Regions from separate parts of the Homo sapiens genome. Here region 1 is linked to region 2. Evidence: chromatin contacts called from ENCODE Hi-C or POLR2A ChIA-PET data. All regions are on one chromosome and are shown on one strand. The core of a region is the stretch at or near the end of the contact, and the rest is flanking DNA. Distances in the headings are between cores, read along the strand shown.

Evidence for each region. A loop is a pair of places that touch in the nucleus more often than their neighbours do. ChIA-PET counts read pairs that join two places held with the same protein, here RNA polymerase II (POLR2A). Pooled maps may share reads with other maps.
Region 1: a loop to region 2 is called in a pooled map, with 4 times the contacts of the local background. The contact joins the promoter of SIX3 here to the enhancer-like site in region 2. A Hi-C loop is called at or near these places in 1 of 37 single-sample maps with no recorded cell type and 6 of 50 pooled maps. POLR2A ChIA-PET finds 5 or more read pairs at or near these places in 2 of 52 experiments (GM12878 and SK-N-SH).

What each region holds. Positions count from the first base shown.
Region 1 is chr2:44,936,551-44,943,057 of GRCh38, reverse strand. SIX3 (SIX homeobox 3) reads right to left here and starts at 1,356. Exons shown (of 2, transcript NM_005413.4): 1 at 148-1,356. The coding sequence starts at 953. SIX3-AS1 (SIX3 antisense RNA 1) reads left to right here and starts at 1,180. Exons shown (of 2, transcript NR_103786.1): 1 at 1,180-1,348; 2 at 2,225-2,904. It overlaps LINC01833 (long intergenic non-protein coding RNA 1833), which reads left to right and starts at 3,859. Exons shown (of 2, transcript NR_147195.1): 1 at 3,859-4,235. RefSeq lists enhancers at 1-313, 1,396-1,922, 2,691-3,190, 3,191-3,692, 5,111-5,643 and 1 more and silencers at 4,034-4,163, 5,158-5,237.
Region 2 is chr2:44,614,042-44,620,086 of GRCh38, reverse strand. All of the region lies in intron 3 of CAMKMT (calmodulin-lysine N-methyltransferase), which reads right to left. Among named protein-coding and RNA genes, the nearest start is that of CAMKMT, 260 kb to the right of the region's middle. Within about 2 kb of position 3,311, at least 3 of the 41 ENCODE cell types and tissues checked have a DNase peak (open chromatin) inside an H3K27ac peak, as active enhancers do; they include GM12878, where a contact is called at or near this core.

The sequences.
Region 1 (6,507 bases), core at 107-2,606, 320 kb before region 2:
CGTCCCGGACAAGCGGAAACTTTCTCCGACTGGCCAGGAGTCACGGCTTCCCTGGCTCTCAGCGGCCGCTCCGCTAGCCCCATCTCAACCCCTCTCCCCTTCCCAGGCCTCTGAGGCTGTAGCCAGGCCGCGGGCCCCGCCACTAACCTGTTCTTGGCCGCCGCGGCGCGGTCGCGCTGCCGCCGGTTCTTAAACCAGTTGCCTACTTGTGTGGGAGTGAGGCCGGTGGCCTGCGCCAGTTCGCGTTTCTTGCTGGGGTTGGGGTAGGGGTCCTGTAGGTACCACTCCCGCAACAGGCTCCGAGTCCGCTCCTTGAAGCAATGCGTCTTCTGCTCGCCGTCCCAGATGGTGCGTGGCAGCGGGAACTTCTTGCGCACGCGGTACTTGTCCACCGGGCCGAGTGGGCGGCCGCGCAGCTTCTCGGCCTCCTGGTAGTGCGCCTCGAGCCACATGGCCTGCAGCTTGCCGTGAGACTCCTTGGTGAACTTGTGGTTCTCAAGGATGTGGTAGAGGTCGCGGAAGTTGCCCGTGTGGAAGGCGACCACGGCGCGCGCGCGCAGGATCGACTCGTGTTTGTTGATGGCCTCGCACGCCCCGGGGGCCACGGGCAGCGACCAGAGGAAGCGGCCCAGCCGCTCGATGTCGCCCGTCTCCTCCAGCGTCTCACAGACGCTGGCCACCTGCTCCGGCGAGAAGTTGAGGGTGGGCAGCTGGAACATGGACAACTCTTCCGGGGGGGCCCTGGAGCCGCCGCCGCCGCCGCCGCCTGCTCCGCCAGCACCGCCGCCTCCCGCACCGTTCCCGCCGCCGCTGCCGCCTCCCGCGCCGCCGCCGCCTCCCGCACCGTTCCCGCCGCCGCTACTCGCCAGAAGTATGGAGCGGTGGTGAGAATCGGCGAAGTTTGGCAACAAGAAGTGGGAGGAATAGAGGTCTAGGGGGGAGCGGAATACCATGGACTGACCTGAGAGGAGAGGAGAAAATTCAGGGAGAGGAAGAGAGAGGGGAGGAAGAGGAGGAGAGGGGCGATGAGGACCAGGAGGAGGGAGAGGAGAGGGGGGAGGAGGAGAAGGAAAGGAGGGGGGAGCAGGAGGAGGAGGGAGAGGAGGAAGGGCGTAAGGGACACCCACACCCCACACACATCCACACACACACACACCCGCGCAGCCACATAGAGAGGGAGGTAGGAGAGCGGCCCGGTGCGCGCGCGCAGAGAGAGAACCCGAGACAGAGAGGGAGAGGGAGAGGGAGAGAGGAGAGGGAGAGCCAACCACCGCCGAGTCAAGATTCAGCGATTCCACCGCAATCGCCCTAATGACAACAGCCTCATAATATCTCCCCTAAATCCACAGTGAGTGCAGCATTGAAACATTTTGTTTCGCTTTTCTATTGGTCTGTGGCGTGTCGTTGTGGCGTTGCCACGGCAACCACTGCCAATCACTGTCAGCCCTGCCAATCAATACCGAGAACGTAAGGACGGTTTTACCACTTAGCCAGAGGGCGGGGGGAGGGGGAGAGCAGGGAAGGAGGGAGAAGTGGGGGGATAAAGAGAATTTTTTTTATCTTTGCAACTCTTAATCTCGCTACCTCCCCCTCCTCTCTTCTCTCTTCTCCCTCTCTCTCCTCTTTTCTCTACCGCTGTCTCTGAGACTTCTTCTTCCCTTTTTCCTAAAGAAGTTGATCCAGAAATTCGAAAAGCCCTGGGCAGAGTTGTTGAATGGGATGTGCAATTAGAGAGGGGATTTTGTTGGGAGGCAAGAGGGTCCCCCAGGCTCCACATAGTCCAGGTCGGCAGGCAAGGAAAGACGGCTGACCAGCCCAGCGGGCGCGGTTTGCACATGGTTTGCACGTCGGGCCGCCTCTTTCTGCCTATGTGAGCACTAATAGTGGCAAGGAAGAAAGGAGAGATGAGATCATGGGGCCCACCAAGCACCGACCTTGGCCCAGCGGGCCGTGGCGCCAGCCGGGGATCCCGGATTCCGAGGGTATCTGGCGCCAGGGAGCCTGAGCCCAATTCCCAGGGTGCTGGAGGCCGCTCTTGCCTCCCCCATCGGTGCCCATGGACCGCATTCACCTCAACTCCCTCTTCATCAATTAGGCTTCTCTTTACTCCCTCCCCGGCCAAGGAGCCTCGATTTCCCCCACCACCCTGTATTTTAAAATAACAGTCCAAACAGTACACTTCTTTCCATCTTAAGAAGCAACTCAACTCTTTGTTTCTTCCCAGAATTCAGCTGCCTCTCTGAGGAGTGGTGGAGGAGCTGCGGGAGCCGAGAAGCCCAAGAGCCCTCTGGACCCAGAAAAGTCCTACAGATGCCCACTCCTCACCACACAACAGAAGGAGCTCTGGTCCTGCCTGCCAGCCCCAGAGGGCACTCAAACTTTGGAGGCCAGCCACCCGGATGAAGTGAATAAGGCCTGAAAATTGCTTGTTTGCTCGTATTGTAAAATAATAATAATTACCATTATTATTTTTAAACTGTCTAATTTCTCTAGGGAAAGTAACATCGAAAGCCTAAAACAGACGCCAAAAGGCCCATAGAACACAGAGGGCCCTCTCTGCCTCTGGCCACCACAGCCCCTAGGCCAGGCATGGGTATTTATTCTTAGGTATGTTGCTTTTAAGAAGCTGTAATCAGCATCTTGAGCCGGGCCTCCCTTTGTGAGGCTTCTGTAACTATGGAAGTGTGATTTACGCAGATTTGTCGGGGTCAGAGACGTCTTTCCCTGAGCACTGTGTATATTTAGACAGGACTCGGTTTGGTGTTAAAAAGTGTATATGTTGAATGGATTCACACACAGTAGCCAACAATGACCACATTGTCGGCCCGTGTACAACGCGTATTGAAACGCAGCGCCCAGACTTCAACTAATCTGCCCTCAATAAAGCTGAAATAATTATCCTAAGCTGCCTTTCCAGAAGAAAAATCATTGAGGAATTCAAAACTTTTTTTTTTTTTTTTTAAAGATCTTTTCTGCATTCCGATGCAGATCTGGGGGCAAGGCGCCGTGTCCACACCACTTTGGTGATCTCAATGAGGGAAGAGAGAAAGAGAGGTTGAGAGAGAATTTAAATGGGAAACCTAACGTGACTGGGGCTGTGAGTGTCCCAGCCCCTAAACCCCGAGCTGGAGCCCTGCTTAGGCCTTGACTCCCGCAGTGCCAGGCCTCTGAGGGCCGGGGAGAAGAGCAAGCCGACAAGTGCAAGCCTCCTTGGAGGATTCCGGGCGGCAGGGAGGCCCTGGGTCCGGCGAGGGGCCAATACTGGCTCACTTAGCCAGAGACAGCCGTGGGGTAGCAGGTCTTCAACACGACGACTGGGGCAGAAAAATATTCCTCCAAAGGGAAGACCTGCCAAGCCCCATTTCAGTGCTCTCTCCACTCCATATATATTTCCTCTCCTCCTGGCCATGAGTCCTTCTCCACGCAGCTGAAAGCTCTGGGCGGTCATTCACTGAGGGCCCAGAAAGAGCCCAAAGGTTGGGACACAAAAACAGACACTTCATGTTTTCTTCCCGATCCCTTTCTCTCGTAGGGGAAGGATTATAGGCTGAAGGGTGGGAGGGGGAAGGGGCAGGAGGAGGAAGCGGGGGAGGAAGGAATGAAAAAGGGGAGGGGAGTGGGTATTGTGCCGCGTGTGGGGGGAGAATTCCTACGGGTGGGTTTCCGAATATTGTGTTCAACTTTTTGAAAGCAGCTCGTGACCCCGAAACTGCATCCCCCGGAGCCGGGGACCCAGGCGCCGGGCGGGCGGGTGAACCCGGTCAGTCCCCTCCCCGTCCCCGAAACCCCCGCCTCCGGGTGGTGGCGACCTGGCCTCTCCCTGCCACTGCCCGGCCAGCCCCGGAGGGAGGCTGGGCAGGTGCTGCGGGCTCTGCCGAAAGCGCTGAAATAAAAAACCATCGCCACTCAGGGAGAACTGAGGCAAGTGGGGCTGAGACTCTGGCGACACCCCCGCCCCCCAGCCTCTGCCCCAGCGCCTGCCGCCCTGCCGCCCTGCCGCACCCCGCCTGCTTGGGTGGCGACCGCGGTTCCGGAACGCGAAGCAGGGCAGAGGGCTGCAGAGAGGCGTGTAGCTTTGTGCGCCAGGACCCGGTGGGGCAGGTGGCAGCCCCGGGCTGTCCGCGCCTCCCAGCAGAGCCGAGCTCGGCGCCGCCCACCGAGCCCACCTCGCGGTCCAGCCGCCGCCAGCGCCTTTCGGCTCTGGCCTGAAGCAGTACTCCCGCCTCCTGGAGCGGGTAAGTTGAGAGTCCGGAGAGCAGGGCAGGGAGGCGGGGCGGCTGGTCCCAGAGCGGAGGGCCGGACTGGCTCCCCGCCGGGCTGGGGGCGCAGGCTCCATAGGATCTCAGTCGAGGGGTTCTGAGTGCGTGTTTGGGTGGGAAGCAGGGCTGTGGAGCGCCAGAGCTTCCCCTCCCAAATTCCCAGGCGCTGGGCACTGGGGAGTGGAGCAGAAGCAGAGGGACCTTGGGTTCCGGGGCCCAGCGGCCTTCCACGCTGGTCTGGGAACCAAGCAAGCCCTAGGGCAGTGCGAGGACTGGGAAGGGACCCTGGGGGACCGCTAGAGGAGGTGGCGCGTGGAGGGCGCCTGCACCCTGGGGTCGCTCAGAGCGGAGAGTCTCGGGTGGATAGGTCAGCTTGCAGATCCTCTAGGTCTCTTCTCTGCTCTCTGGCCGCTCTGATTGCGGGATCTGGGACTTGGCGCCCGTACAGGCCGGGTCACCTGTGCAGAACAAATTTGCTGCCATCATCCCCGCTTCAATCCTGGCCCCGGCGATCTAAAATATCGCCTTCAGGTGGGGCAGGGAGAAAAGATGTCTTTGGGGTTTAAATAGTGTTCTCCTTGTACCCGGACCAACTGGCATTTATTTACAAATGTCACCCGCCACCCCAGCACTGGGAAAGTCTCAACCACATCTGGAGAACGCCCGAGAGACCTCCCACTCTCTCCTTGTTTTGGGTTACAGGGAAAGCCAACGGGTCTGCAGGCCTCCGGGAGACGAGGATCCGGAGGGTTGGGGCAGCTGCACCCACTTGGCCTTGCTCAGCTCTAAACAGCCGACCAGGAGGCCGGGGGAAGGTTTGCCCTGTGGGGGCAACGCCCCTTCCGGCTCCCAGGATGTCGGGAGGCGGAGGCTGGCCGGGTGGCCCGTAGTCTGGGCCTCCCCGCAAGCTGCAAACTGAGGCGCTTGGCGCGGGCGGCCAGGGAGGGCGCAGGGGAGCGCAGCACGCAGGCGGGGAGGCCGCGAAGCCCTTCAAGGACCCCGATTACTTTCCTTTGAAAAACAACAACAACAACTGCTCCCTCCCCGCACCCCCGCCCCCCGCCTTAGCCTCCGGGGACTGGCGCTCCAAGCAATTGTCGCCCCGGACAGTAAACACAGCTCAGTTGCCTCAACTTTCTCCATGCATAAAAGTTCCTGGCGTGCGGGGAAATTTGAATATTTGATCAGCCCCTTTGAGTGACCCTCATTAGTCCGGCGCCCTGCTAAGGCCGGGCATTGCAAGAAAGCTGCTGGGCTCGGCATTTGTACGCCTTGTTAGCGCAGCTTAATGAAGCCGCCCCGACGGCTCAAAGGCGGCCTCAGGGGCCGGCGACGCGCACCTCTCGGCACCCTGCTCTGCCTAATGAGCCCCGCCGCCCTCTAAAGGACCCTCCACCCCCCACATTCTGAAACAGGGGAAGTTTGGCTCTGTCTTGAACCACGGCACCTCCCACTGCCAGGCCCAGGAGGGTGGGCACAAACCCAGCCTAGCTGCCTGCAGTTACCCATTCCCAAGAGAGAGGGGCTGGAGAGTTGGGAGGTGTGAGCCATACTGGTTGGGGGCAGTGCAGGGAGGGGAGCGGGTGGCAGGAGAGGCTTTTGCTGTCTCAGGATCCAGCCCAGGGAGTGCACTGCCAGCCTCTCCCAAGTGGACCAATTGCAAATCAATTAGTCACTCCAGTTCCTTAAAGGTGCATCTGGACTAATGCTGGGGTGGCTGAGGGTCAGCCTTCCATCCTCCTATCACCTTAGGTTCCCTTGGCTTCCACTGCCCAGAGGCCACACACTTCTTCCCAAGGTTCCCCTTCTGAACAGCCAGACCTGGTGTGCCAGGACTTGGATTTGAGAAAGGGTGGGCAGCTCCCCTCCCTAACCCATCATTGCCTCCACCATTCACAGAGCCCAGTCACATGTTATGACAAGTGGCAGTAGGGAAGGCAGGGGACCACAGCCCGTCCTGCACTCCCCCTCAACAGAGGTATCCCTTCTTTGGCTTCTAGTCCCAGGGAGGCCTGGCAAAAAAAGTGCTATAGGCAAGACCACCCTGCAAGACTGGCCTGGCAGCCTGGCAGAGAGGCAGAGAGCCAGAGCCCTGGAAGGAAGGGAAACCAAAGCAGTCATCTACTTCACCTTTTCTTAGTGGGGCAGCTGACATGGCTGGCCAGTAAATATAAGACACCCTCTTAAAAATTGTGCTTCAGTCCTCAGGAAGTGTAGCCTTCCTTCCCTTTCTGTCTCCCCTCTCCTC
Region 2 (6,045 bases), core at 2,062-4,561:
GTTATCTTTTAGAGATAGACACTGAAATATTTATGGAAAAAATTATATGATTATCTTGGGTTTGCTTCAAAATAATATAAAAGAAGTACTGAATGGGATTTTCAGCGGGCAAGACTGGGCATGGGTTGTCACTTACTGGGACTGGGTGATGATTACATGGGGTTCTGGCCAAATGTGGCTATCTTAAAAAGCATCTAGAAGAATCCACTTTGAAAACATGAGTCTAATGTTGAAATATTTATTTCCTACATATCATCATTGCTATCCACAGCATTGTATAGGTATGAAACCATAGGGTCAGAATTCTAAATCCAATGTTAAGTGCATACACCAAGAATGCCCTGTTTATAAATCAAGCTCTTCAAAAAGGACGTAACCACTGTAGGTTGCCAAGGAGCTAGCTATAAAATTTCAAGTCTAGCTTAGCAAAAAGTACTCTCTAGTAGCCTGAAAGAATTTATACTGTAAAATATTTTCATTTTCATGCCTTTTGGAGGGTCGGCAATTGCCAAGTGATAGCACCAGCATGTAACTGTAGAAAATGTAGAACTTTGTTACAAAACATGAATTATTTATATATACACACACATATGTGTTTGCAGATGCATATATATATATATATACACACATAATCAGCTAAAATTATTCTCACTTATAAAAATGTACAAGAGTAGGTGCAATGAATTACAAATTATTATATTTAAGTTATTTGCCAGGTAACCCTACTAAATACCAAAAACTTTAAATTTGAGAATTTAAAATCTCAATTATCTATATAACACAGAAGTACACTCATAACAATTTTCTGATATTAGTAGATGTTAAGACTATTCAGTAATCTTTAAGTTCAAATGCAGACTTGAGTAATGGTGTTTTCAATACCTCAAATAAGTATCCTGTAGAACTTTTTCAAGGTCAAAAATGAAGCTTCTCAAAGATATCCTGTTTCCATCGTTTAAGACAATCTTACGTGTATTAGTACTACATCTATGTTTCCATCCTTCTGTTTATATCCCTTCCATGAAAATCTGCCTCAGTCTTCTTGGACCAAAGGTCACAGAATAAAAACAATAGTGCCCTTCCTAATCCCCAGTGATTTCCAAACTATTTATGAGTAGATCTGAATTTACAGTAGTCTGGGAGAAATGCATGATGTCAGAAAGGCTTTTTAAGTTTATCATAAATGAAGTTATCAATAATTACATGAAACATTGTCATCAATTATACATGAAATAGAATAAAAGGTAGTTGTACAAAATAACTGCTTAGAGAAGCAAAAAATAAAAAATAAAAAGTAGGTAGAAGCACTGAGAGCCTTACTGCTGAACTCTGCAGAAGGCGCCTTCAAATAAATATTTCAAACCTTCATATGAATATTTTAAGCATGACAACTACACATAAACACACAGCCAAAGTGCTCAAATCCACTCAAGAAAGACTATTAAGTCATCAACTTGCTCCTGACAGGATCCACTGAATATGGCAACAGTGAGAAGTCAGGAGACAGTTGGAATCATTTCAAGACTGCTAATTTAACTTGTCTTAAAACCAACCAATGCTCAACGTGTCATCATCAATGTCATCTCATCGCAGTCTGAAAAGCCTTCGACCTAAAGCAAAAAGGTCCCCAAGTGCCACCCTTCTTGTCTACTGGTTGAAAATCTAATTGGTTCTGCTGACAGGCTTGGGAATTGGTAGGAAGGCTGTTCAGTTAATCTCCAAGGGCCAGCAAAAAGCTCAGTATCCATCTCTGAGCTTTGCTCCCTGGCTGTCGTAAAATGACTCTGATGGCAGTGCAAGCTCTTATGCTTCAGCTGTCTTCTGACTTCTGTTAAGTCAAATTCAATAAAGTTTGTCACTCAATAATCTGAGAGCTACCCAACAAAACCTCTTTGATCAATAACAGCTTGCCTGCTTGCACTTGGGAAGGTGACCTATTAAAGATTAAAAACACACCTGCTGCTTGAAGCAGAGAACATCATTTTTTACTTTTAAATGAAAATTCATCCATTAAAATCAGTTTAACTACTAGAAGTGTATACAAAGAAACAGGAAGGAGATGAAAAGAATAGCTCAGATATGATGCTTTCTTGATGTCTGAATAAAGTTTGATAGTTGTATGCTTCTGCTATATTTGGCTCTTACATAAGCCATCTATATCCTATTTTTTTCATTTCAGTATCACACACTCATTTATTCGTTGCCTGCGAACAGACAAAGCATTGGTATTGTAATATTAATTCAATCTTCAATCAAAACAAAGTAATCTGTTGTCCAATATCATCTACCTTCCTGCAGAAGTCACGAATGCTCACTCAGAGAAAATGCACTATATTCTTTAAAGCCACACTCTTCATTTAAGTGGTTTTCCTTCCTCACTCACATAAATCAGGCAAGCCTGTGACCAGGTAGAACTCCAGGTAACTTCAAAGTGAGGAAATATGGCTCAGTGAGCCCATCGTGCAGTATAAACTATTGGATAAAATTAGATAAACATCTGTGCTTACATTCCCACATTCAAGCCTCCCATCTTGAAGATTAGAGCTTTTATAGTTTGAATTATTCCAAAATAATTTACAATTGAATCAGTATCATCAAGATGTTGTGACTGTTTTTAAGAAAAAGATTACTGGATAACTCTTTTTTAACTTGTTTCCAATAGCAGAGGACAGCATACATGGGGTCTCTTCCCTTACCTAAGGAGTGTGTGTTTAGGATGCATTTTGTTGGCAATTCAACAATAATAATTTTGAAATGTGTTATCATATTACAAAAGACACTACATAAATACAATGAGATTAAAAACTCCTGCAGAGCCACAGTTATGGGTCAATATTAATAAAAGTTTCTGCTAGAATGTGACTTTGAGTTTCCTGATTATCAGCTGCTCTCACCACATAGCAGATGAATTTCCCTCTAGAGACAAATGTGTCCACCTCTGAATGTATGTATATCAGTCTCTTGTGTGGGTATTTTTCACAAAGTTTAAACATGTTTATTTTGTAAGGCACTAATTTTATCCCATGACATTCACGGCACTATCACGTAGGACACATGTGACAAGGAGATATGGATTACATCTCCAACAGCCCCTAATAATTTCATCATAGTCTCTTTGAACTCTGCAGCTTTTTTTCCTGATCTGAATTAATCACTTCTCCCCTTCATTGGCTATTATCTCCTCAGTTTTGTGCTTTTGGTTTTCTGGTTTCTATTTGAAATGTCTTCATCAAAGCAGCTGCATATAGAAACATGAGCTCATTTCTGCTTTCGTTTTCTCCTGATTTGTGTGATATGTGTAGATCAAGGTTTTTAACTCCTGTATGTAGCAACACATAAAGTTCAGAAAGGCCAACCTAATCTAATTAAGGCTTTCTGACTAAAATAAGGTAATTCCCCATGTCAGTTGAACCCTGGGATGAGGTGACTCAGTTCAGAGGATATCTTAGTTTGTTCAAATATATAGTTATAATGAGGTTGAGCTGAGGACAAGAAACCTTACTGCTTGTGATCAAGAAATGATCACCTTTTCTGGTGAATCAAAAAAATATATTGTTAAAGGTTGTTCTATTAGTATATATATGGCTTGTAATAAAAAGCTTTTAAGTCATCTAAATCAAATGACAATTGTAAAAAAAAATGTGGGTTTTGGAATATTAAAATTAGAGACAACAAAGGAACAAAGTAGTCACTAGAGCTCTTCTTCCATGGGGAACAATTGCTTGGCAGATAAATGCAATTTTTAAAGGTCTAAAAGTTGGTACGTGACTAACTATCTTAGGATGTGTTTGTAAAAATACATTGCAACAGGGAATGACAGGAGCAAACTTGTGTTTTTCAAAGATCACTCAGCTGAATATGGAGATTGGGTTGGAAGAGCACAAGAATGAAAGCAGGGCACCGGCAGGGGGCTGCTGCACAGTTCAAGAGACAGAAGATGGCAGCTAGGACAGAAGGGAGCAGAGTGACAGTCAGATTTCAAGGACAATCCACAGGACTTATGACTGGAGGTCGGGGGAGAAGAGGTGTCCAGGCTGACCTCTGGGTTTTTGAAGTGCACGGTTGGCTGGATGGAGAGTTTCCACCCTGATCTAGGGAAACTAGAGGGAGAGCAAGGGACAGAGAATAGGCTGTAATTCAGTTTTCAGCATTTGCTGAAAACATACTGGATGTTTTGGTGACATGGGATGAATGCCTGCATGTCTGCTGTGCCTCTGCCTGGAGTCTTCCCTAACTGCACAGTTGGCATCTCTCATCTTTCAGAGCCCACTAAAAGGCTACTGCCTTTGAGAGGCCATCTCTCTATGGGTCCCCCTATTATTCTCATTCTGGAGATCCTATTGTTACTTAAATTATAGGGTGTGGTTAAAAAAACACATTACAATACTTTAAAAATATTGACAAGAAATTAATCTGTATGGTATACCAACTCAAATCATGCCCAATGCCCCTCAAATGTAATATTCCCCAAACCACATCCATCATCTCACCTAAATGCCTCCAAAACTGTACCCTCCTCAGTGAACTGCATCATCATCCTGCCAGCTACCCAAGGCAGAAACCTGGGAATTATCTTGCGTCTCCATTCTCCTTTGGTTACCATATCCAAGCAGTCACCAAGTTCTAGTAATTTTTTTCCTTCTAAATCTCTCTCAATCTGTCTACTTTTCTTGATTCCCCTGGCCATAGCCGTAATTCAGTTGCTAATCATCTTTAACCTTGATTATTGCTCTTCCCCGGCCCCAAATGGTTTCTCTGACTTTGGACTTACATCTTTCTAATTCATTCTCTATATACCAGCCAAATGCAAACCCCCTGATGTGAAAGTCATCTGGCATGTTAATGGAATAGCAAGGAAACCAGGCAGGGCATAGTAATTCAACCTGTAATCCCAATGCTTTGGGAGGCTGAGGTCGGGGGATCACTTGAGGCCAGAAGTTTGCCACCAGCCTGGGCAACATAGCAAGACCCTATCTCTAAAATAATTTTTAAAAATTAGCCGGGTGTGGGGTGCACCTGTAGTCCCAACTACTCAGGTGGCAGAGATGGCAGGATTGCTTGAGCCCAGGTGAGCTATGATGTCACCACTGCACTCTAGCCTGGGCAACAGAGCAAGACCCTGTCTCAAAAAAAAAAAAAAAAAAAAAAAAGCAAGGAGACCAAAGAGCTGGTTAGAGTGAATAAGGGTCAGTAGTAGCAGACTGGGTGGTGCACGGGACAGTAGTAGCAGACTGATGATGCAAAAGAAAAAGAAGCAAATTGCTGGTGTGTGTGAAGCATACTGAGACAAGACTCTGGAGGGGACACAGCTTTCTGCTTGGAACATCTTTCACTCTAGAGTCACAGGACTTGCTACCTCTTTGTGGCTTTCAGCATTTTATTCAAATGTCTCCTCAATGAGGCTTTTCTTGACCTCTGTATTTAAAATTGCAACTCATTTCTCTCAACTCCAGCAGATTTCATCCCCTTCCTTGCCTTGTTTTTCTCCAATGCACTTATCACCATCTGTTATACTCTATATTTTATTTATTTATGTTCTGCTTATCTTGCTCATAAGAGTATAGCCTTCATGAAGGCAGAGATTTTGGTCCGTTTTGCTCTCTGGTGTATCTCCAGCATCTTCCATGTGCCTGGAAAACAGGCACATTCAATAAATATGTGCCTTCGACAAATATGAAGAATGCAATGCAACTGTTCCCCAGTCACAGTATCATTACTGTTGGTTTACTTCTCCGTCATTCTCACCAGACAGGAACTGTATTTCAGTCAGTTTTGTGTTCCTTACACTTAACACAGTCCCTGGCACAGGGAAGACACTCAAGTTTCCATAAACCCATCTCTCTCTTCCCCTGTGAAACACTTACTGGTTCATGCTATCCTCTTTGCCCAAAATGCCCTCTCTTCTGTTTTTCACTTTCAATATCTAGTCCAAATACAACCTTTCAAAAGAAACTATGTGTGATCTTTTTTCTAAGAATTATTTTAATTGAAAAGGAGAAATGGGAGAAAGAAAAGCATTATAGGTTTTCTGGAAACAAATTATGT